7 separate regions of the Homo sapiens genome follow, and regions 1, 2, 3, 5, 6 and 7 are each linked to region 4. Evidence: chromatin contacts called from ENCODE Hi-C or POLR2A ChIA-PET data. All regions are on one chromosome and are shown on one strand. The core of a region is the stretch at or near the end of the contact, and the rest is flanking DNA. Distances in the headings are between cores, read along the strand shown. Region 1 has its middle 76 kb from the start of MIR4522. Region 2 holds the start of PIGS (phosphatidylinositol glycan anchor biosynthesis class S). Region 3 holds the start of PHF12 (PHD finger protein 12). Region 4 holds the start of NLK (nemo like kinase). Region 5 holds the start of RPL23A (ribosomal protein L23a). Region 6 holds the start of LINC03146 (long intergenic non-protein coding RNA 3146). Region 7 overlaps LINC03146 (long intergenic non-protein coding RNA 3146).

Region 1 (2,924 bases), core at 28-2,527, 820 kb after region 4:
GAGTGTGCTCAAGAACCTGCAGGAAAGCGTTTCAGAAAAGTGCCAGTGTCACTTTAAGGAGCCACTCTGAGGGGAGATAAACCCAAGGATCATGGGCTGTTGCCAAATCTGTGGTGTCTTCTAACCTTGTGTGTCTTTTTGAGCTTGGTCATGTTTTGCAGAGAGCCATGGAGACCTGTAGTGTAGGTGTCTTATAGACATTTTCAAGTTTTTATGAGGCTTAATAAAAACTTGAAAATGCCTGCAACTATTTTATAGTTGTTTTAATTTATAAAAGCTTCCCAGCTGATGTTACATGCAGCCTGGACACTGCTCTAGTGTCCCTGACAAGTGAATATCTTTGATAAAAGTGTAAAGGAATTAGTAGAGTACCTTTGATAAAGTGCAAAGGACTCTTTGCTTCTTTCTGTTTCACACACATACATAGACACACACACACACACATATTTGATATGTATACATATAGAAGAAACAGAAAGAAACAAAGAGAGCTCAGTGAGGACATTGGGAGCAGGCTTTTGGATGGGATGGTGTGCTTCATCCAATGGAGCCCCCAGTTGGGCCCTGCTTCTACTTCCAGCTCCAAGCACTCCACACAGGGAGGCCTGAAGCAGCCACTGGCTCCCCTCCACCTCCTAGACCAAAGCAGCCTCCATCTGGCCTCAAAACATGGAGCTGTTGCTGCCCCCAGCCACAGCTGGCCCAGTTGCACTCATGCCACCCATTTGGCCTTCACATGATTGAGGCAGAAGATAAACACAGATGGGGCAGGTGAGCAGCAGGAAGTGTGCTGAATTTCCATCGAGGCAGGAAGTGCCCGTGCTGCACTATTTGAAGACAGTTTATCTAAAAACAATAAAAAAAATTCTTCTCCACTGGATCTGGATCCCCCTCTGGTGGAGATGGTTCTCCCCAACTGGGAGCCTGGGCGTTTTCATGAGTGGGCCACTTTCTTCAGGTGCAGGAGGCTGCAGGCTCCTCAAAGGGCGCATCTCCAAGGTGGGTCAGAAAATGCCACCTTCTAAAATAAAAATGAAAATGAATCACGTGCTTAAACTATGCTAAATGATGACTTGTAATCATGCTTCTGGGGTTTCTCTAGTATCAGCAAGGGGACTAAAATGTGACATAAATTGCAATTCAGGGATTGTGGTAGGCCTGAGTTAATGCACACCTGTTGTGGTGGACATTTGTCAATGTTTGTGGCAGCCTAGCATCTATGCCTTCCCTCTATCTGGGGGAAATTCCCACTGCGTCAGTCACAGCAAGCTACGCCTCCCTCTAGGGAAGTAGGAAGGTCTAGAGACTAACCTCTTCCCCAACACGCTTTTAGTTAGCACAAAGGCAAATGAAGGGCTGGCCAATCAGATGCTGTCACCCTAGACTTTATATTTGGAATAAATGTGTGGTGTGAGGCAAAGATGAATGGAAAGTTAGAATCCATGTGCACTGGAAGGATTTGGCCAAGGCATCCTGGTAGGATTGTTCCTGCTCAAAGATGATTATCTTGTATTCTGCTTCTTGGGCCTCTGTATCTTTTTTTTTTTTTTTTTTTTTTGCCCATATAGTTACCTTTCTGTGTGTACATGTGTGCATGTGCGTGAAGGCAAATTTAAAATATACAGTACATTTTTATTAGTCATAGTCACTATACTGTACACCCTGTCCCTATCTTCATTTTTATAATCTGTTTGTTGCTTCTTATAAATTCAAAGTGGCCTTGTAATCTCTTTTCTGTTTACAATAATCAGAGTTGTTTTCTGCTGCTTGCAACCAATAATTGACTATATACACATGTTTGGAAGGCATAGTATAATGCTGATTTTCAGGTGCTATAGGGATACCAAGATGAATACAGTCTGGAATGCACTATACACAGTGCATGAGAATACAGGCTCCATAGTGAGACAGGCTTGAGTTCAAGTCTTGTCTCTGCCACTCACTAGCTGGGTGACCTTTCACCTGTTCCTTTATCATGACTGAGTTTCATTTCCTCATCTGTAAAAGAGAACTACTAAATTTAAAAATTAACTGTGAGGGGCTGGGTGCGGTGACTCATGCCTGTAATCCCAGCACTTTGGGAAGCTGAGGTGGGCAGATTGCTGGAGTCCAGGAATTTGAGACCAGCCAGGGCAACATGGCAAAACCCCATCTCTACAAAAAATTAGCCAGATGTGGTGGTGTGCACCTGTAGTCCTAGCTACCTGGAAGTCCGAGGTGGGAGGATCACCTGAGCCTGGGAGTTCCAGGAGGCAGTGAGCTGAGATCACACCACTGCACTCCAGCCTGGGTGACAGAGTGAGACCCTGTCTCAAAAAACAAAAAAAATTAGCTGGGTATGATGGCTCAGGCCTACAGTCCTGCTTGGGTGGGGTGTGGGTTGAGGCCGGATGATCACTTGAGCCCAGGAGTTTGAGGCTGCAATGTGCTGTGATTGTGGCAATGCCCTCCAGCCTAGGTGACAGAATGAGACTGTCTCTAAAAACAAACCAAAAAGCAAAAATAAATTAAAAATAAACAGGGACACTACTCACATGATTGTTATAAGGATTAATGAGATGACAGTTGTAAAGGGCTCAGCACAGTGCCTGGTTTGGATAAGTACATGAAAAGTGTTGGCTCTGATGATGATGATAATGATTTTCTTTTTCTCTTTGATGATGATTCTTAACTGCAAGGAATTTATGATCTTGTAGGTCTGGCTCACATTCACTAGTTCTTCTCAAACTTCTATGGTAGAAATCCAGGGACAAGTGATGCTGTAACAAAAGGCAATCACTACATGGGGTCTAGAAATGGAGAGCCAAAGCATAAGACCATTTGTCAGTCATTCAACCAGTGAGACCCACAGATATGTATTCAGATATTTACTGAGCTCTTATTATATGCCACGGCCTTACTAAGCATGATTTTAATGGATCTAA
Region 2 (3,066 bases), core at 142-2,641, 530 kb before region 4:
GGCAATGAGGAAGACTGCAAGTCTTCTAGGGACTGCCACATCAGTGGCACTGGGCTGCAGCTACAGAAGTATGGAGTGAGGCCAAACTGGCAACTCCTGAAGGCAGATTTGTGCAAGGCTCAAAGCAGGGAGGCAGCAAGACAGGCTGGGATAAGAGTGGGTGGGAGTCTCTCCCATCTCGCAGTGTTAAGCCCAGCTGGGACCTGGTACCTTCCACTAGGGTGAGCCACACCAGTAAGGGCAAGCGAGCACCTGGACTCCCGCCCAAAGAGGAAAACCAAGGCTCTGCGGGCTGCCAGGGCTGAGCAGGGCATCTAGGAGGTTGCCAAGGGCTATGGCCCATTTTCATTTGGGGTAGAAGTGGGCACAAAGGGAGCCAATTGGAGGGTCTGGGTAAGGACAGCTCTGGTGAGGCCTGATGCTGAACTTTAACCACTGGGCTGGGTTGTGAGGTAGGCTGAGAACCTGGGTCTAAGCAGATAAAAAGAAGAGATAACAAGCTGCGTGTGTTCTGTGTCAACTGGGGAGGCTACAAATGCTCCACCCTGTGTGGCCTGACTTTATAATAACAAAAATAGCTTGCACATAGCACCAACCCTGTTCTAATCACTTTATATGTACTGACACATTTCATACAACTCTATAAAGTAGGTACTATTACTATCATCCCTATTTTAATAGAGAAAACAGGCACAGATAGGCACAGAACGATCTTCTCACGATCACTCACCTAATAAGTGATGAAGCCAGGATTTGAACCGCAGTGATCAGCATCTAGAGTCTGGGCTCATGACTTTTCAAGATTTTTAAGTGAAGTATTCTGAGTTTTCCAAGTTGGAAATGAATTAAAACGTATTTTAAAATAGCGAGAGAGCCAATTGTGCTAAAACATACTAGCTTGCTACCTCCGTGTTTGAGGCTTTGAGGAGAGGGCACCCTAAGAGGAGTTCTACGATAAGGATAATAAGACCGTGACAGTTGACGTTGAGGGCTTTCCGTGTGCCAGGCTCCTTACAAGAACGGCCTCATTTATGTAAATATCTCCATTTTCAGATGAGCCTCGGAGCTGCCTGTAGTTGCCCAGCTAGTATTTAAGGACTGCAGAGGTTGCGCTCTTGATTGCGGGGCTAGAAGTGTGTTCTACAGGGAAGCGGGGAACTTCGTTCCAGCAGCGCCGAAACCCGCACGGCCCCTAGGCTGTCCCTCCGCGCCCGGGTGACTTCCTTTCAGATCCCCAGCGAAGCTCCCAGCGGAGCCCTCCCACCCCTCGCCCGCTTGCTCCCGTCTGCGGGTCTGGAGTAGCGCTCGCGATTGGCCCCGATCACCGCCGCGGTCCTGCCCCCTCGTTGCAGAGATTCCGATTGGGTGAGGCTCACGAAGCTCTGCCCCCACGGTGGCCGGAGCAGCCGGAAGCTAGCATGGCGGCCGCCGGGGCTGCGGCTACACACCTAGGTGCGGTGGGCTTCGGGTGGGGGGCCTGCAGCTAGCTGATGGCAAGGGAGGAATAGCAGGGGTGGGGATTGTGGTGTGCGAGAGGTCCCGCGGACGGGGGGCTCGGGGGTCTCTTCAGACGAGATTCCCTTCAGGCTTGGGCCGGGTCCCTTCGCACGGAGATCCCAATGAACGCGGGCCCCTGGAGGCCGGTGGTTGGGGCTTCTCCGCGTCGGGGATGGGGCCGGTACCCTAGCCCGTTTCCAGCGCCTCAGTCGGTTCCCCATGCCCTCAGAGGTGGCCCGGGGCAAGCGCGCCGCCCTCTTCTTCGCTGCGGTGGCCATCGTGCTGGGGCTACCGCTCTGGTGGAAGACCACGGAGACCTACCGGGCCTCGTTGCCTTACTCCCAGATCAGTGGCCTGAATGCCCTTCAGGTGAGACTGCTGTGCGGGAGGGTCGGGGGACAGCCCCCCCGGCAAGGTGGAGACTCAGTGACGGCCCTGATGCTCCTTCCTGTAGCTCCGCCTCATGGTGCCTGTCACTGTCGTGTTTACGCGGGAGTCAGTGCCCCTGGACGACCAGGAGAAGCTGCCCTTCACCGTTGTGCATGAAAGAGAGATTCCTCTGAAATGTGAGTTACTGGGGATCAGGGCTGCTTTTCGCCTCTGAGCTCAGTTCAGAGCTGAGTTGGGTGGGAGGAGCGGGGGTGTACCATAAACGCAGTTAAAAACTTACTGTTGAAAGACCTCTGAATGAACAGTGTGTTTGGTCAGAAAAAAACTACTTTCAAATTCACAGTCACTAAATAGCAATTTTACTCGTAAGACAGGCTACCTAATCGGAAGCAGTTGATGCCCATCAGGGTATAGGGGAAGAGGTGGGATATAGTGGAAAGAACACAGAGTTTGAAATTAAATTGGATTTGCATATAGGCCCTATTTAGTTTGTTTGTTTATTTATTTATTATATTTTGAGACGGAGCTTCGCTCTGTCGCCCAGGCTGGAGTGCAGTGGCGCCATCTTGGCTCACTGCAACCTCTGCCTCCTGGGTTCAAGCGATTCTTCTGCACCAGCCACCCGAGTAGCTGGGATTACAGGCGCGCGACACTACGCCCAGCTAATTTTTGTATTTTTAGTAGAGACGGGGTTATGCCATGTTGGCCATGCTGCTCTCGAACTCCTGACTTCAGGTGATCCGCATGCCTCAGCCTCCCAAAGTGTTGGGATTACAGGCGTGAGCCACCGCGCCCAGCCCCTATTCAGTTTAACATTAAACACTTTACTGGGGTACTTTTTTTTAGGTACCAAGAATTTAGGAATGAATAAGAAATTGATAATGGTTTCAAGATGTTCATAGGTAGGGGAGAAAGATAAAATAAATTACAGTAGAAGTATACAAGAAACAGAGATTGCACTTAGTAAAGAGTATTAACCATCTGGGAGGAAAGAAAGGCAGAGAAAGTTTTGAGAGATGTAATTCTTAAGTCGGATTTTTAAAGGATGTGTAGGAATTCAGGTTAAGTGGGAAAAGGAGGGAGAGAATTTCAGGCAAAGTTAATAGCATGAGACAGTATAAGGATAGCTGATAGTTGTTGCTCGCTGTGTGCCAGAAACTAGGTGAAGCATTTTATATG
Region 3 (2,700 bases), core at 183-2,682, 910 kb before region 4:
AATGGACAGTGTCTGGCTTGAGAATCAAGAAATCCAATTCTTAGGTCTGCCATAAATGCACTATGTGACCTAGGCAAATCACTGCGCCTCCCTGTGCATCTGGAAAAGAGGGGATTAAATCAGATGGTCTCTAAACCCTTGCTAGTTTGACGACTCTGAGAATGCTGTGTCCCTTAACATTAAAAGTGGGCCGAGCACAGCTACGAAGCAACAATTCCAACTAAACCCCTAGTGTCAAGCACAACGATACAATTCTCTTTTCCACTGCTTCATCCACCATCAGGCAGCAATAACCAACCGCCCATCTCTGACGGCAATACCAAGGGGAGGAGCGGGCGCCCTGAAAAGGAGCATGAATCCCCGCCCAGAATGCGAGGCGGGCCCTCAGACTACAAATCCCGGCATGCAGCACTGACGCTCTCAAAAGTATCCCTTCCTGGCCGGCAAATGACTCTTCCCCGGGTCTATCCTACCATAGAGTGCATCGCACGCACATGGAACTACAGTTCCCACAATCCATCAGACCTATCGCGATTCTTGCTCCCAGGATGCAATGCGCCCCCGTTCGCCCTTTAGACCCTTTGGCGTTGCAAACTGGGAGTTGGAGTCCGGGGTACGCAGGTAGCTGGGCGTTGTCAGGATTACAAACTCTCCACTTTAGGCTTCCTCTTGAAGAGCAGATCTCAGGGACAGTGGTGAAGAGAGGGTGGTAACGGGCAGGCGGAACTCTCCAGTGCCACCACCACGCAAGGCAGGGATGCTGAGGATACAATTAACTGATAAAATTATCTGTCAGGAGCGGGAGAGAATTAGGAACCACAGTCATCCCACACGCCTCCAAAAGCGTCATTTTCTGTCTCAAATGGCTTTTCTCTTTACCAATATGGTGGCCTGGTCCAGCCACACCCGATGGTAGAACCAAACGGTCAAGTACAACATCCCTAGGAATACTGCTGTCACCGACAGGCGACCAGCTCCATCCAACACCACACCTTGCTCCTTTCTGTTCATGCCTGAGGACTCCAAGGGCATGATAGCCCATATCCCATTACCAAAATGGCGAAAGGAGCAGCTTTCTTGTGAGGGCCTGCGGAAGGCAATACGCCTGCGCGGGAGGCGTCTGTGTTATGGAGAGGAAGGGGGAGCACCCCCAACACGCCTGCGCAGAACAGAGTCGTCTTAGTTTGCACACAAACACCAATGGATGAACAGTCCCTAGCTTCCTGCGGCTGCGCCTTGACCCCTACAAGCTTTCTCAAGCGCCTGCGCGAGACCTCAGGTCCCGCCCTTTTGTCTCAGTGCGCTGGCGCAGGGCAGAAAGGTGGGGCTTCGGTCCTCCAGACGAATGCCAGCGCGGCTGCGCGCTGGGGGGTACTCCCTCACCGCGGCTGCGCGGGAGCCAGGCCGCCGGCTGTCACTGCGGTTGCGCGCGGCGAGCGCCGATCCCGGGGCGCCTGCGCGGGTGGCTTTGCGGGCGCTCGCGGTAAGTTTGCGCCAAGTGCGCGGCAGCCGGGACGCAGACGGCGGCGGCGGCGAGAGGCGGAGCCCGGGGACCACCCCCCATCACCCTCCCCCCAGTCACCTCACGTACCACAACCTCACGTAACCTCTCACCCCCCCTCCGATACCCCCAGCCCCGGGATGGCAGCGCCCGCCAGCCTTCCCGGCCGGACCGGCTGTCGCCAGTGCCGGCTTTAGCCTGTGGGACTAGGCCCCGCCGAGGCCTGACCCCCGGAGCCGGGACCCACTGTGCAGCCAGCAGCCGGGCCGGGACTGAGGGGCCGCTCCCCCCTCGCGGCCCGTCGGGAGGACGCTGTCGTCCCGGGGACTGGGGGCCGGGGGGTGGGGGGGAGCCAGGGCGAGGAAGTCGGGACCCGTATTGGGAAAAAAGCGGGGCCGGGGTCAGGAGCGCCCCCTCCCCTCACCTCCCCCCTCCCCCCGGGGTTGGGGGGGCCGGAGCAGAGAGCACCCAGCCCGGGAGGTGGATGAATGTGGGAGAAAATGGAGACCAAGACGATCGTGTACGACTTGGACACATCAGGGGGGCTGATGGAGGTAAGAGTGGCCCTCCTCATCTCCTTCCTCCAGCGCCGGGAGGGAACCTCCGCCCTCCGCCCCACAAAGCCAGTCCTAAACTCGAAGCGCCTAGATGGCCGAGGGAGGGGGATTCTTCCTCACCTAGCCTCTCCCTCCCCTCTTTGCAATTTAGGGGGCTGAGCTCAGCCTCCGAGGACGTTTGCAGCAGTTTCACCTACCCGCCGCCCTCGATTCGCTCTCCCGAGGCGCCAGCCCACTCCATCTCGTTGCACCGGCAGGCCTCCCCACCCCCTTCTTGTTGGCCCCTTTGTGCTTCCCCCAGCACGTCCGGGTACCGGGCTTTGGGCCTCTCCCGAGCGGGTCTTTGGAGTCCCCCACTGTCCATACAAGGAAGTGGCAAGAAGGGAACCGCGCACCCTCTTCCCATCCCCCTACCCTTGATCCTCCCCATTTGGAAGAAGCTGTTCTCGTTGTTGTGCTGCAGGAACGCGGTTAGGGTGGGCTCCCCCTGGTTCCGGGGGCTGAGAGATTCTGGGAGCAGCCTGGATGGGAGGAAGAAGGACAAAAGGGGGGAGAGGGGTGGGTGACGGAGAAACCGCGCCGGGGGGGCGACGGACCGCCCGGGAGCTCCGAGTGTGCACACACGCCGTTTGTATGTGTGTG
Region 4 (2,845 bases), core at 179-2,678:
CAAAGGTAGGGTCATTTGTTAAAAAAGTATTATTTCCTACTACAGCAACTGACCAACAGATAACAGCAACTTAAGAGGCACTAAATGACACTAAAACATTACACTGAATGTGGGCCACTGCATAGCTAGTCTACTAACCTCATTTGTGGTACTCATGTGTGATGCTATATTTAATGCATTCTTATCAAAAGGCTACAGCTACATACTTCTCAACTGTAGCTTTATGGTTTAAAATAAACCACTCAAGCAATGATCTTAACTGGTTCAACTATGAATCCTATCTTTCTTCTGGAGATCAAGATCACAAAATAAGTGAAAAGACAGAAAGGACAGGAAAGTAGTTATGCAAAGTATATCCTAATGACAAGAGTATTATAAAGGAATTCAGTCTGGATCAGGTGCTAACACTTAATGCCACAGGGCCACTGAATCAAACACACGAGATGACCAAGGTCTTCGTAGGAATTAGTATTGCATACATTCATCTACTGATCCTGTGTTCAGTGGCTTGCTTAGGTTCTAATAGAAAAGTTTGGTAGACAGCACACTTATGTGTGTTGCTCATGAGAAGGCGCTCCACCAAAACTTGCCATGAGCCTAGACAGCCAATGCATTAGGCCTCTTTACCACATAAGTGAGGGTGGCTTCCTACAGTTGGGTTGAGAAGCTTGCTGCACCTTGGTCAACATGGAGACAACCATTAGAGATGGACTCATCCAATGACAACCAACAGAAGAAACCATGAGAGGTTGTGTTTTTCTTTGGATACTCACCAGACAACACCAAAGGCTCCATATCCAATAGGTCTATCCGGCTCAATATCCAGCTGCTGCTGTGGATGATGCGAGTGCTGATGATGGTGCGCCTTAACTGTAGCAGCTGCGGCAGCCTGTACCTGAGCTGGGGCTGCTGCAGCTGGTCCAGGAGCCTGCCCCGGTGCCGGTGATGGGAAATATGGCTGTTGTTGCCCAGGGTTTAACATGGCTGCAGCTGCAGCCGCTGCTGCGGCTGCCGCAGCTGCCGAAGAGGTGTGCTGCTGTACAGGGTGTACAGCGGCAGCCGACCCCGGATGAAGATGGTGTTGAGGGTGGTGGTGGTGGTGCAGGTGAGGAGGAGGGAGGTGTGGAAGGTGGTGGTGATGGTGGTGGTGGTGACCTGCTGCTGCTGCAGATGTACCGCCATTGTAAGCCGCCATCATTTTTGCGTTGGCTCTTGCGCCACAAAGAGACATTCAAAATAAATGCCCTTTGATTGGAAAGCAAACTGGGTCAAGCTGTCATTTGGCCATTTAAAAATGAAGAAAAACCACTCACTCCACCTCAAAAAACATAGAGCTTTATGTCTTCATCAGTCAATCCAAACAAGTTAGAGGATCTTGGTGTTTAATTTTGGGGTGAGCGTGTGTGGAAGGGTGTGGGTTGCCAAAAGGAAAAAAAAGGGAAAAAAGAAAAGAAAAAGGAAAAAAGGACCCCTTCCCCCCAGGATTCCTGCCACAAGTGGGTACTAAAACTCCATTCTTAATTTGGGGGAGGTTCCAACTTTGAATGTGGGAATAAAGGCCAAACCTCCCGACCCCCTGAACTCCACACACGAAAAGGATCAGGTAACACACCACCCTTGGAATCTTGAAAGAGGGTTGACTCATCTACCCCTTCCATTCCCACATCCTTTTCTAAACACCTACCACCTCCTCAAAAACAGGATTAAAAAAAATTCCCACCACCCTAAATGGAGAAGATGGGGGGAAATTTTCTGGGAAACCAGCTTCCAGCTTCCCCCCCCCCGAACTCTCAGGCCTTCCTACATCTCCCCCTACTCCTAGTCAGGTTGACCTGATTGGGGAGGGGGGGCGGGGGTTCCAAACTTTCCTGGGCAGAATAAGCCAGGGAAGGAGGCTGGAGTGAGGAGAGGAGGCGACAGCAGGACAGAGAGGAGAAAGAGAGCCGGGGCAAAAGTGAAGGGAAGGAGGTGCAGGGAGGAATGAAAGATGTGGGCAGCGCTCGGACGCCCAGACGGAGGGAACCGCCCCGGGAGAAGGTTAGGGTCCCGGGGCCAAAGAACAGGAGCCCCGGGAGGCGGGCGGGGTACGGTCGGAAGCGGGCTGACTCCTGCCCCCGCCGCCGGCTGCTTCTGCTGAGGAGGGTTGGGGGGGAGAGCGGGTGGGTCCCCCGCGCAACGGCCCCGCAGGGCTCAAGGCTGCTCCGTCTCCCCCCCTCCCCCCCACCCGGCTTCCGTCCCCGCGGCCGCTTTCTCCTCAGCCGCCGCGGCCGCCTTCTCCTCAGCCGCCGCCTCCTCAGCCGCCGGTTCCGCCGCGGCCGGACTCACCTCCCCTAGCAAAGCCGGATAGAGCGGAGCCAGCGTCGGACACGCGCAACCAGCCGCCGAGGCCCCGCCCCCGCCTTGCACGGACCGGCTGCCCTAGCCAATCCACGCCCACCTGTCCGCCACCGCCTCCAATCCTGGGCCAGGAGCTTCAGACAGGCGCACTGTTCGGCCAGTGGCAACAAGGTGTGGGTCTTCCGGGGAAATCCCGCCCCCGATCCGGGATGGGCAGATAGAAAGACCAATCAAAGGCAGAGTTTGGCTTGACCGACAAGGCTTAAAGCCAATTAAAAAGCAAAGATCTTTGTGACATTTTTCTTTCGCCTCTCTCCTCTTTTCTTCTTCTTCTTTTATTATTTATTTTTTTTTTTTTGGCAGGAGCAGGAAGCTGCGTGGTAATCCCGCCTGCAAAAGCTGGAAGAGAGGGGCGGAACGAAAGAACCAATCATGAGCCAGAGACAAAGAACAGAGTAACCAATCCTTGGGTTGAAAATGAAGTGGGATGGAACCTGGGCCAAATAGA
Region 5 (3,084 bases), core at 582-3,081, 680 kb before region 4:
CTTTCCTATATGAACACAATCCACTTTTTCTGTTAAGAAAGAGTAGAAGCAGCAAAAACCCATTGGTACTAACTACTACCATGGCTCTACTCAAATCTGTGCTCCCTAAAAAGTCAGTTATTACCGATAGCTCAAATACTCAAGTGCCCAACCTTCTGCCCATTCCCCCCCAACTGTTCCTTGAGCAGTATGAAAATTCGGGAAAATGAATGGAAAGAAGCTTCTATACACCGCAGCAGGCCATAACTGCCAAATACAGATAATGGAATCCCCACTATCAATCAAGAATCAATCCACGTTCTCACCCTCAAGGATTGTTCCCGATAGCAGTAGGAGCTATGAGCAAGGAATCTCTGTATTCTACTTTATACTCCCCCCAAAATAAGTTTTCAAACCGTGACCACATGTGAAGCAATAATTAACCTAACAAATTTTGAGAGACTCAGGGTTTTTTTTTTTTTGAGACAGAGTTTCACTCTTATTGCCCAGGCTGGAATGCAATGGTACGATCTCCGCTCACCGCAACCTCCACCTCCCGGGTTCAAGCGATTCTCCTGCCTCAGCCTCCCGCGAGTAGCTGGGATTACAGACATGCGCCACCATGCCCGGCGAATTTTCTATTTTTAATAGACGCGGGGTTTCTCCATGTCACTCAGGCTGGTCTCGAACCCCTGACCTCAAGTGATCCGCCCCCCCTCGGCCTCCCAAAGTGCTGGGATTACAGACGTGAGCCACCGCGCCCGGCCTCTGGGCTGATCCTGCCAGTTTTGTAAATGCAGCAGAAACAATCTCCTCATACTTCCAATTAGAGAAGCACACTGGACACAATTTGCGTTTGAGAAACCATCACGCAGAGTGAGTGAATTTCCAAATTACCAATGGAGAATACCCAAATCTTTTCATGGGTACAGGGGGCAGTACTGACTTGTTTCTCCTGGGAGCGCTCTTCCGAGGATATTTGGGCTGTCTCCGGAGTCGCAGTGTCTTCGGCCGCCGGAAGGTGGGTGACGTGCGGATCTTCTTCTTTTTGTGGCTGTGGACACCTTTCAACACTGCCTTCTTGGCCTTTAAAGCCTTCGCTTTGGCTTCAGCTTTAGGAGGGGCAGGAGCTGGGAGAAAAGGAAAGAAAACGTGGGTGCGGGATTTAGAAATCGGTCACTTCCGGCCCCAAGAACTGCAGTGGGCCACCCTGGCCACAGGTGCATCAGTGGTTCCTTTGAAGACATCACAAGTGTCAGGAGATTAAAACTTTTCCATCATATGCACGATACCAGAGGCGAAAGCGACCAACTCTAAGTAACTCCAGGGATACGACTATGAAACAAAGTAGCACTGAATGAACGCTTGATACTTTCCAGAAAATGTCCTACGAATTTTACACATACCCCATCGCAAAACCACGCTGCGGAGAGAGGGGCGGGTAATGTAGCCCGGTTGAACATGAACCAGAAGGAAAATGGTTAAAGCTGAGGGCACTAATTCCTTACAGGCCCGGGGACATGGAGCTCCAACCAGTGGATGCATGTAGCTTCCCAGAACCGAATGTCTGGCCCTCCCTGGCGGATGATGCCTGCCGCGTTGCCCCCCCCCAACTCCCTCTACCGGAACTCAGCCCACGAGGCTGGGCCCACGCGGCCCACGTATACTGCAGCGTGTCCGAAACGCAGGGAGCAGCCCCGGAGCAGAGCCCTCAGGGCTTAGCCCAGCAGCCGTGTTCCCAATTCGTTCGCTCTGCGGCGCGGCAATCCCCGGTAAACCAGCTGCGGCCCCATCACCAACACACACCTTCCTTCTTCGCTTTCGGCGCCATCTTGTGAAAAGGGTCTCCAATGCTCGTTCCCACGGGCTTATAGCGCCAAAGAGCACTAAAGACTCGCGATGCTTTGTACTTAGAGCTGATTGGGTAATTTGCAGAGCGGCGCCCTCTGGGAACGGTAGTTAGGTTTAATTTCTTTTTCGTGCGTGAACAAACATGCGCCACTCCTCCCCTCAAAGGCACTAAAGCTTCATGGGGGTTGTAGTTTTTTGTTTTTTGTTTTTTGTTTTTTTTTTGAGCGCTCTGTCGCCCAGGCTGGAGTGCAGTGGCGCGATCTCGGCTCACTGTAAGCTCCGCCTCCCGGGTTTACGCCATTCTCCTGCCTCAGCCACCAGAGTAGCTGGGACTACAGGCGCGTGCCACCATGGGGATTGTAGTTTTTTGAAGACACGCGTTTATTTGCTCAGGCCAGCGGACGGCGTAGCCGGCTGGCGCTCGGGTCTGGTCCCGGGAGCTTCCTATCTTGAGCAACTGCCAGTCTCAGGGAAGAGGATTGCCATGCCAGGAGGCAGGAACGCTGCCAAGAGGAAAGAACACATTTGGATTGACTCGGGAGTTAGATACAGCTAAGTTCTAGAGTGCTGGAGCAGGATTTGCTCGGTCGAACTGAGGTCCAGAGAGGAATGTGGTTTATCAATAACACAGTGATTTGGTGGCAGAAAAAAATCAAGTCAGGGCCGGGCGCGGTGACTCACGCCTGTAATCCCAGCACTTTGTGAGGCCGAGGTGGACGAATTGCTTCGAGCCCAGGAGTTCGAGACCACCCTGGGCAACACGGCGAAACCCTGTCTCTACAAAAGAATACAAAAATTAGCCGGGCGTGGTGGTGCGTGCCTGTAGTCCCAGTTCCTTGGGAGGCTGAGGTGGGAGGATCGCTTCAGCCCTGGAGGTCGAGGCTGCAATGAGCCATTCCAGCCTGGGTGGCAGAGTGAGACCCTGTCTCAAAATAAATAAATAAATAAATAAATAAATAATCGAGTCACGAGGGGGAAGTGTCAGAGGAAGTACAAGGCGGCCACACCTGCCCCTCTTTACCTGCGACACTGATACTGTCAAGTTTTACTGCGTTTCCTGATAATGCATTTGAAGTTCTATGAAAATTCCACACATTTCTCCAAGATTCGCTAGTTTTTCCGGTTAGTAACTTCACTCACAATCCCCTGCCCTAAACTAGTCTTCCCTTCCGTGTCCTGGTCATCTTTACATCCTCAAATTCAGCTCCAGACACAGAGAAAGGTTTCTTAACACTCAGGTTCGCTTCTCCTAAG
Region 6 (3,013 bases), core at 150-2,649, 710 kb after region 4:
GGCAGGCAGGTTGCTTGAGCCCAGGAGTTCAAGACCAGCCTGGGCAACATAGCGAGACCTCCTCTCTACAAAAGATACAAAAATTAGCCGGGCGTAGTGGTGTGCACCTGTGGTTCCAGCTACTAGGGAGGCTAAGGTGGGAGGATGGCTTGAGCCGGGAGGCGGAGACTGCAGGGAGCCAAGATCACGCCACTGTACTCCAGCCTGGGTGACAGAGTGAGGCGCTGACTCAAAAATAAAAAACTAAAGAAAGAAAAAGAAAAACATCAAAAGGTCATCCCACATCAAAATGTCGTGTGGTGTATCAAATATCACCAAAAACAAAATCAGAAGGTAAAATTCTAAGCTTAGAAAAATATTTGCAACACATTCGACAGAACTGACATTTTTAAAGTGCTTCTGTACGTCAACAAGAGAAAAAATAGAAAATAGAAAAGCAGACCAAGGATATGAATAGGCAACTCACAAAAGGAGAAAGTCAGATGTTCACAACTATTTTTAAAATGCAGCAGACACGTGGTCTTGGAGACGCAACAAGCAGGGCCGCGGACCAGGCGTTAGGTAGGAAAGGCATTCACCCCTTCTCCAGCTGCGGGGCGGGGCCCCGGGTCCCTCTCTGGAGGGGCCTCCAGGGAGCGGAGCTCTGGGATGCCGTTTCCCCGGGGCGTCTGGGAGGGGCTGGAGAAACAAGCATTTCCTAGGGCTGAGCCCACTTGCCCTCTAGGGGGTGACGATTTCTCTCCCAGTCTTCCCCCCGACTTGGCTGGACTCCGAGGGGAGGGCGCTGGCGCTTCCAATGGCACAGCAGCTCGTGGGGAGCTCGGGCGCTGCCTCTCGGGCGGCTTCCCCAGCCCTCCTGACTCGCGGCCACCGGAGGGCGGTGCTGTCCAGGAGACGCCGGAGCTGGGCGCTCACAAAGGCCCCTTTCTCCTCCACCGAAGATGAGTCATAGCCCAGGCGGGGTCGGAAGGGCAGCCGCTCCAAGGCGACTGCAGAGCCGCGACTGCAGAGCCACGCCTCCGAGTCACCCTGGACGCCTGCGCCGGCCGCGTCTGCTTCTCCTTGGCTTGGCAGGCCACAGGGAAAACTGGGTCAGGCCGGTGGCCTAGTTCGCTGGTTCACAGCGTGAACGCCGGCAGTAGGTGACTAGGAAGGGCATCTCCACTTACTGTCTGGCTCATTCACGTGACAAATATCTGAAGAGCCCCGTGACTGACAGCCAGTTGCTAGTGCACTCCCAAGGCCCGGGTCACCTGAGTTTAGAATGTGTCATCTCAATACCCTGGGGGCTGGGCCTGCCTGGGCAGGTCGCCAAATCACTGGTCTTGTCACATCTCAGGTTCAGTTGCCCACATTGCAAAACATCCCCTGGCCCCCTGGCATTGGATTCCCTTGTGATCTAACCCTGCCCCACCCCTCTGACTGGCTCCCACCAGGTGGCCTTCACTTTGGTCCCCACCCCTGCCTGGCAATCCCCCTCCCCACATCCTGCTCCTGTGAGCCCAGGCCTGTCCTATGGCGGCCTGCAGTGACCTTCCACACCCACCCGAGCCCATTCAGTCTCCTCTCTGCTTCTGACTCTGCCCTAGGATGTCTGAGGATGTCATTTGTTTTTCCCTCCAAAATTCTTTTTGCTAATAAGAAGGACACTTTTGACACCCGGTCCAAAGGTGTAAGCTCCTGGGCCTCAGTGGAGCCAGAAGCAGCCTGTATAGGCCTGGTCTGCTCAGCTGGACAGGAGGAGATCTGGTAGGGATGGACCACTCCAGAGGAGAGGAGGTCAGCCATGGGCCTGAGCAGCATGAAGACCTCATGTGCCAGGAGGGAGGTCAGCAAGGGTGTGAGACCAAGGAGGGCACTGAGTCCAGAGTGCAGTAGCCCTTCCTCTTCTTTCTTTTCTTTTCTCTCTTTTTTTTTTTTCAGATGGAGTCTCACTCTGTAGCTTAGGCTGGAGTGCAGTGGCACAATCTTGGCTCACTGCAGCCTCCACCTCCCAGGTTCAAGCGATCCTCCTGCCTCAGCCTCCTAAGTAGGTGGAACTACAGATGCACACCACCAAGCCTTGCTAATTTTTGTATTTTTAGTAGAGATGGGGTTTCACCATGTTGACCAGGCTGGTCTCGAACTCCCAGCCTCAAGTGATCTGCCCTCTTTAGCCTCCCAAAGTGAACCACCAGGCCTGGCTCCTCTCCTTTTTTCTTTCCTTCCTCTTCTTTCCCTGCCCTCCCTTGTGGTTGCAGCCAAGGAGCTGGGCTGCAGCTGGCCCTCCCTCATGCTGAGTTTTGCTAACATAGTGCCTTCTTGTTCTCTCCCCCTCCCACCTTCCTGCCACCCCATGTGCCATTTCCCAGTGACTCTGGAGCTTCTGAGATGCCTCTGCCTGCATTATGGGTGGGCACACTGAGGCTCAGAAGAGCCAATGACTTGCCAGGAAGCACAGCCATTGGCAGGAGTGGGCAGAGTGGCAGAGGGATCAACTCTGTCTCACCCCAACTTGTGAGGACATGCCCAGAACACATGGGAAAGCAGGTGCACTGTGCTTTGCTGGGATGACAGCGTTCATAGACTTGAAGGCATCAATTTGACTTCAGCATTTAAAAAAATTTGTAATGTTTGCTGCAGAATATCCAAACAATAGAGATGTGTATAAAATAGAACCCAAACAAAAGTCCAATTCTCCCCCAACTCACTTCTCACTGTTGTAAACCAAAAATAATGGACCCCTCCTCTTGGCCAAAGGCATTCCAGGGTTACCTGAAAATCTAGTCAGGCCACGATGGAAGAGGGGGTGGGAGATGCCTCATTATACCCTCCAGCATTCACACCAACGGGGACCTTAGGTCTGATAAGAAACAATACAGTCTATTCTCCCTAAATCCTGCTACTTGGAGGCTTCGTCTGTGTGACAAAACCTAGGTCTTCACAACCTCTTATCATAACCCAGACATTCCTTTCTACCGATAATAACTCTTTCAATCAATTGCCAATCAGAAAGTTTTAAAATCTGACCTCT
Region 7 (3,117 bases), core at 130-2,629, 690 kb after region 4:
TTACATACACAAATATAACACATACATTAACAATATATGTACATATATACTATCATACTGTGTAAATCTCTTTGAAATTTGCTTTTTCACTCATTTTTGAGATTTACCCGTGTTATTACATTGTAGATCTGATTCGTTAATTTTAAATGCTCCATAGTTTCCCATTGTTTGAATAAACCTGTTTATTTATTTGTTCCTTTCCTAATGGACTGTTGGTTGTTCCCATTTTCGTTATTACACACAGCACTGCAGTGAAAATTCTTGTATCGATGTGTGGGTGTTTTTTCCTTTTGAGACAGGGTATTGCTCTGCCACCCAGGCTGGAGTGCATTGGCACAATCACAGCTCACTGAAGCCTCAACTTCCTAGGTTCAAGCAATCCTCCCACCTCAGCCTCCCAAGTAGCTGAGACTACAGGCGCATGCCACCACACCCAGCTAAATTTTAAATTTTTTGTAGACAGGGGTCTTGCCATGTTGACCAGGAGGATGGTTTCAAAACTCCTGGGCTCAAGTGATCCACCCGCCTCAGCCTCCCAAATTGCTGGGATTACAGGCATGAGTCACCGCGCCCGGCCTGTTTTGCGAGGCATATGGTTGCTAGATCACAGTGCATGCACATCTTCGGCTTTAACTAGCTATCGCCAAATTCTCCAAAGTTGATCTGAAACCAGTGGAGCGTGTCAGCACTGCCCCTAGCATGCGCACACCAGGCGGGGGTGTGACAGCCCTCGGGCTAGGCCCCAACCCCACTTCGAGATCCGTGCGGGGGCCGGGAGCTAGCAGAGGCCAAGCAATGGGAACAGGCACCTCCAAGCCTGCAAGGACAAGGCGAGCACCTTCCTGGGCCCCCAAAAGTGCAGAGGGGCCCGAGTCCACAGCCCGGACTTGGGCGGCTGCTGCCGCTCCCGGCTCCCGCCTGCTACGTGAAGCGTGATGCCCGAGCCGCACCCCTCGCGGCCTGGGGCGGGGGCGCCTGGTCCTCGCTGGGCCGGGGCCGGGTCTGGGGCAGGGGCGTCCTCTCCACGAGCCTAGCCCCGTGGCCCCGGCGCTCAGGGGCAGCCTGGAGTTCCCCTCGCCCGGCTCGCCGCACGGCCCGGGGCAGGGCGCCTCCGGGAGCGGATCGTGGGCCAGGGCCCAGCCGTCTGTTGTGTCAGGCCCGCGGTCACCCCGATGAGGGGTGGACCCCAGGGACGCTGCCCCGGGCGGCCCTGCGCAGAGCCTCCTCCGGAGGCGCAGGAACTCCGCACCTTTGGTAGGGCAGGCGCCGCCTCTCCCTTACGGCGCTGGGCTTCCGAATGCGGCCCCAGCTTCGCCTCCTCCCAGCGGCCTCCTGGCGGCAGCAGCGGGCAAGAGCGGCGACGCGGGGCCAGGGTCCGGAGGCCCTGATCTGGAGGCACGTCCCGCCCGGCCGCGCGAGGGTGGGGGCGGCGCAGTCGGTTGCCTCGGGGACGCGGGCACAGGGTACCCGCCGCCACTGCTGCTCCAGCAGCCGCTCCTGCCACCGCCGCCCGCGCCCCAGCGCGGCGGACGGCCCGCCGCTGCCATCAGGTTTTGTCACAAAGTGAGTTTAAACCAGGACGGGCGCTGTGGCTCACGCCTGTCATCCCGGCATTTTGGGAGGCCCAGGCGGGTGGATCGCCTGAGGTCAGGAGTTCGAGACCAGCCTGGCCAACATAGCAAAACCCCTTCTCTACTAAAAATACAAAAATTAGCCAGATGTGGTGGAGGTTGCCAGGAGGCTGAGGCAGGAGAATCTCTTGAACCCGGGAGGTAGAGAATGCAGTGAGCCGAGATCCCGCCACTGCACTCCAGCCTGGGTGACACAGCGAGACTCGTCTCAAAAATACATACATACATACATACATACATACATACATACATACATGCATACATACATAAAGGAGTTTAAACCAAATTTAGGGGAGCAAACTTAGTTTTCAGAGTTTTTCTATTTTGGAATTGCAAATAAAAGATTTTAAGCTTCTACCAATTTGTATTCCCACCAGCCGCTTATGACTTCTCATTTCCCCATATCTTTACCAATATGGTGTTATTAGGCTTTTTAATTTTTGCCAATCTGATAAGTGTGAAATGAAGTCTTTATTTTGATTTGAATTCTCATAATTACTAGGGAAGTTGAGCATTTTTCATTTGTTTATGACAATTCCGGTTTCCTCTTCTGTGAATTTCCTGTTTCTCTTGAATTGTTCTTCTTTTATTGATGTATTCTGGACACAAACAAGTTGTACTGAATTGCCAATATCTTGCCTTTTCATATTTATGGTACCTTTCATCATAAAGAAGTTTAAAATTTCAAGGTAGTCAAATTCATCAACATTTTCCTTTATAAAATATGTCCTTCTCATCTTATTTAAGAAACCCACCCCCTTCAAGTTCATGGTTGTATTTGCTTGCAGATTTTTTTTAAGTTTTAAAGTTTGGCTTTTTATATTTAGTTTTAAAAAATATATCCGGAGTCTATCTTTGGGTACGATGTGAGGAAGGAATCTAGTTTTATATTTTGCATCTGTTAGCCAGTTGTTCTGGTATTATGTACAAATTGGTGTCTTATTTTCCCGCTGATGTGTAGTAAAACCACCTCCATCACAGTCCAAGTTCCCATCAATATGTGGCCCACCTCTGGGTCCTCTGTGCAGCCCCATGGTCTCTTTGTCTGTCTTTGCTAATAATAATTCTTTATTATGGTAGGACAAGCCCCTCCCATCTTATTTCTCACTTTCTTCTTCAATAGTGTCCTAGCTAGTCTTGGCCCTTTATTCCTTTATTATATAAATTTTTTAAAAACTTGTTTATTTCCATAGAAAAACTAGTTGGATTTATTTATTTATTTATTTATTTATTTATTTATTTATCTATTTTTGAGACAGAGTCTCCCTCTGTTGCCCAGGCTGGAGTGCAATGGCGTGATCTCAGCTCACTGCAACCTCCGCCTCCCAGGTTCAAGCGATTCTCCTGCCTCAGCCTCCCAAGTAGCTGGGATTACAGGCATGTACCACCACGCCCAGCTAATTTTTGTATTTTTAGTAGAGATGGGGTTTTGCCATGTTGGCCTGCCCGGCTGGTCTCAAACTCCTGACCTCAGGTAATCCGCCTG

What was found. A loop is a pair of places that touch in the nucleus more often than their neighbours do. ChIA-PET counts read pairs that join two places held with the same protein, here RNA polymerase II (POLR2A). Pooled maps may share reads with other maps.
Region 1: a loop to region 4 is called in a pooled map, with 7 times the contacts of the local background. The contact joins the enhancer-like site here to the promoter of NLK in region 4. A Hi-C loop is called at or near these places in 3 of 37 single-sample maps with no recorded cell type and 4 of 50 pooled maps. POLR2A ChIA-PET finds 5 or more read pairs at or near these places in 1 of 52 experiments (activated T-cell).
Region 2: a loop to region 4 is called in a pooled map, with 11 times the contacts of the local background. The contact joins the promoter of PIGS here to the promoter of NLK in region 4. A Hi-C loop is called at or near these places in 10 of 50 pooled maps. POLR2A ChIA-PET finds 5 or more read pairs at or near these places in 2 of 52 experiments (PC-9 and activated naive CD4-positive, alpha-beta T cell).
Region 3: a map of naive thymus-derived CD4-positive, alpha-beta T cell shows a loop between it and region 4 (14-fold over the local background). The contact joins the promoter of PHF12 here to the promoter of NLK in region 4. A Hi-C loop is called at or near these places in 1 of 168 maps with a recorded cell type or tissue (naive thymus-derived CD4-positive, alpha-beta T cell), 1 of 37 single-sample maps with no recorded cell type and 12 of 50 pooled maps.
Region 5: a loop to region 4 is called in a pooled map, with 11 times the contacts of the local background. The contact joins the promoter of RPL23A here to the promoter of NLK in region 4. A Hi-C loop is called at or near these places in 2 of 37 single-sample maps with no recorded cell type and 10 of 50 pooled maps. POLR2A ChIA-PET finds 5 or more read pairs at or near these places in 2 of 52 experiments (H1 and WTC11).
Region 6: a loop to region 4 is called in a pooled map, with 7 times the contacts of the local background. The contact joins the promoter of LINC03146 here to the promoter of NLK in region 4. A Hi-C loop is called at or near these places in 1 of 168 maps with a recorded cell type or tissue (CD14-positive monocyte), 3 of 37 single-sample maps with no recorded cell type and 8 of 50 pooled maps. POLR2A ChIA-PET finds 5 or more read pairs at or near these places in 1 of 52 experiments (MCF 10A).
Region 7: a map of CD14-positive monocyte shows a loop between it and region 4 (7-fold over the local background). The contact joins the enhancer-like site here to the promoter of NLK in region 4. A Hi-C loop is called at or near these places in 1 of 168 maps with a recorded cell type or tissue (CD14-positive monocyte) and 6 of 50 pooled maps.

Annotation. Positions count from the first base shown.
Region 1 is chr17:27,216,089-27,219,012 of GRCh38, reverse strand. No RefSeq gene overlaps it. Among named protein-coding and RNA genes, the nearest start is that of MIR4522, 76 kb to the left of the region's middle. RefSeq lists an enhancer at 983-1,332. Within about 2 kb of position 1,277, at least 5 of the 41 ENCODE cell types and tissues checked have a DNase peak (open chromatin) inside an H3K27ac peak, as active enhancers do.
Region 2 is chr17:28,569,849-28,572,914 of GRCh38, reverse strand. PIGS (phosphatidylinositol glycan anchor biosynthesis class S) reads left to right here and starts at 1,391. Exons shown (of 12, transcript NM_033198.4): 1 at 1,391-1,452; 2 at 1,727-1,866; 3 at 1,952-2,063. The coding sequence starts at 1,419. RefSeq lists enhancers at 1,011-1,060, 1,751-1,870 and a silencer at 1,851-2,047.
Region 3 is chr17:28,950,250-28,952,949 of GRCh38, reverse strand. It overlaps PHF12 (PHD finger protein 12), which reads left to right and starts at 1,432. Exons shown (of 15, transcript NM_001033561.2): 1 at 1,432-2,055. The coding sequence starts at 1,990. It overlaps LOC105371716 (a long non-coding RNA gene), which reads right to left and starts at 1,348. Exons shown (of 5, transcript XR_001752822.2): 1 at 1-1,348. RefSeq lists enhancers at 308-929, 631-1,040, 1,141-1,190 and a silencer at 1,361-1,630.
Region 4 is chr17:28,041,260-28,044,104 of GRCh38, reverse strand. It overlaps NLK (nemo like kinase), which reads right to left and starts at 1,428. Exons shown (of 11, transcript NM_016231.5): 1 at 774-1,428. The coding sequence starts at 1,231. LOC105371709 (a long non-coding RNA gene) reads left to right here and starts at 2,385. Exons shown (of 3, transcript XR_934637.4): 1 at 2,385-2,508; 2 at 2,701-2,845. LOC102724517 (a long non-coding RNA gene) reads right to left here and starts at 767. Exons shown (of 2, transcript XR_001752820.2): 1 at 1-767. RefSeq lists silencers at 2,041-2,270, 2,291-2,520 and an enhancer at 2,688-2,845.
Region 5 is chr17:28,718,732-28,721,815 of GRCh38, reverse strand. It overlaps RPL23A (ribosomal protein L23a), which reads right to left and starts at 1,831. Exons shown (of 5, transcript NM_000984.6): 1 at 1,786-1,831; 2 at 926-1,109. The coding sequence starts at 1,810. It overlaps SNORD42B (small nucleolar RNA, C/D box 42B), which reads right to left and starts at 1,266; the gene lies at 1,200-1,266. RefSeq lists enhancers at 1,117-1,276, 1,617-1,836, 2,267-2,316, 1,973-2,574, 2,575-3,084.
Region 6 is chr17:27,330,881-27,333,893 of GRCh38, reverse strand. It overlaps LINC03146 (long intergenic non-protein coding RNA 3146), which reads right to left and starts at 1,399. Exons shown (of 3, transcript XR_007065677.1): 1 at 467-1,399. RefSeq lists an enhancer at 799-1,348.
Region 7 is chr17:27,347,458-27,350,574 of GRCh38, reverse strand. The region is part of intron 2 of LINC03146 (long intergenic non-protein coding RNA 3146); the gene reads right to left. It overlaps LOC124903959 (a long non-coding RNA gene), which reads right to left. Exons shown (of 2, transcript XR_007065679.1): 2 at 2,084-2,230. It overlaps LOC124903958 (a long non-coding RNA gene), which reads left to right. Exons shown (of 2, transcript XR_007065678.1): 2 at 1-209. Among named protein-coding and RNA genes, the nearest start is that of LINC03146, 17 kb to the right of the region's middle. RefSeq lists a silencer at 970-1,679. Within about 2 kb of position 1,379, at least 28 of the 41 ENCODE cell types and tissues checked have a DNase peak (open chromatin) inside an H3K27ac peak, as active enhancers do; they include CD14-positive monocyte, where a contact is called at or near this core.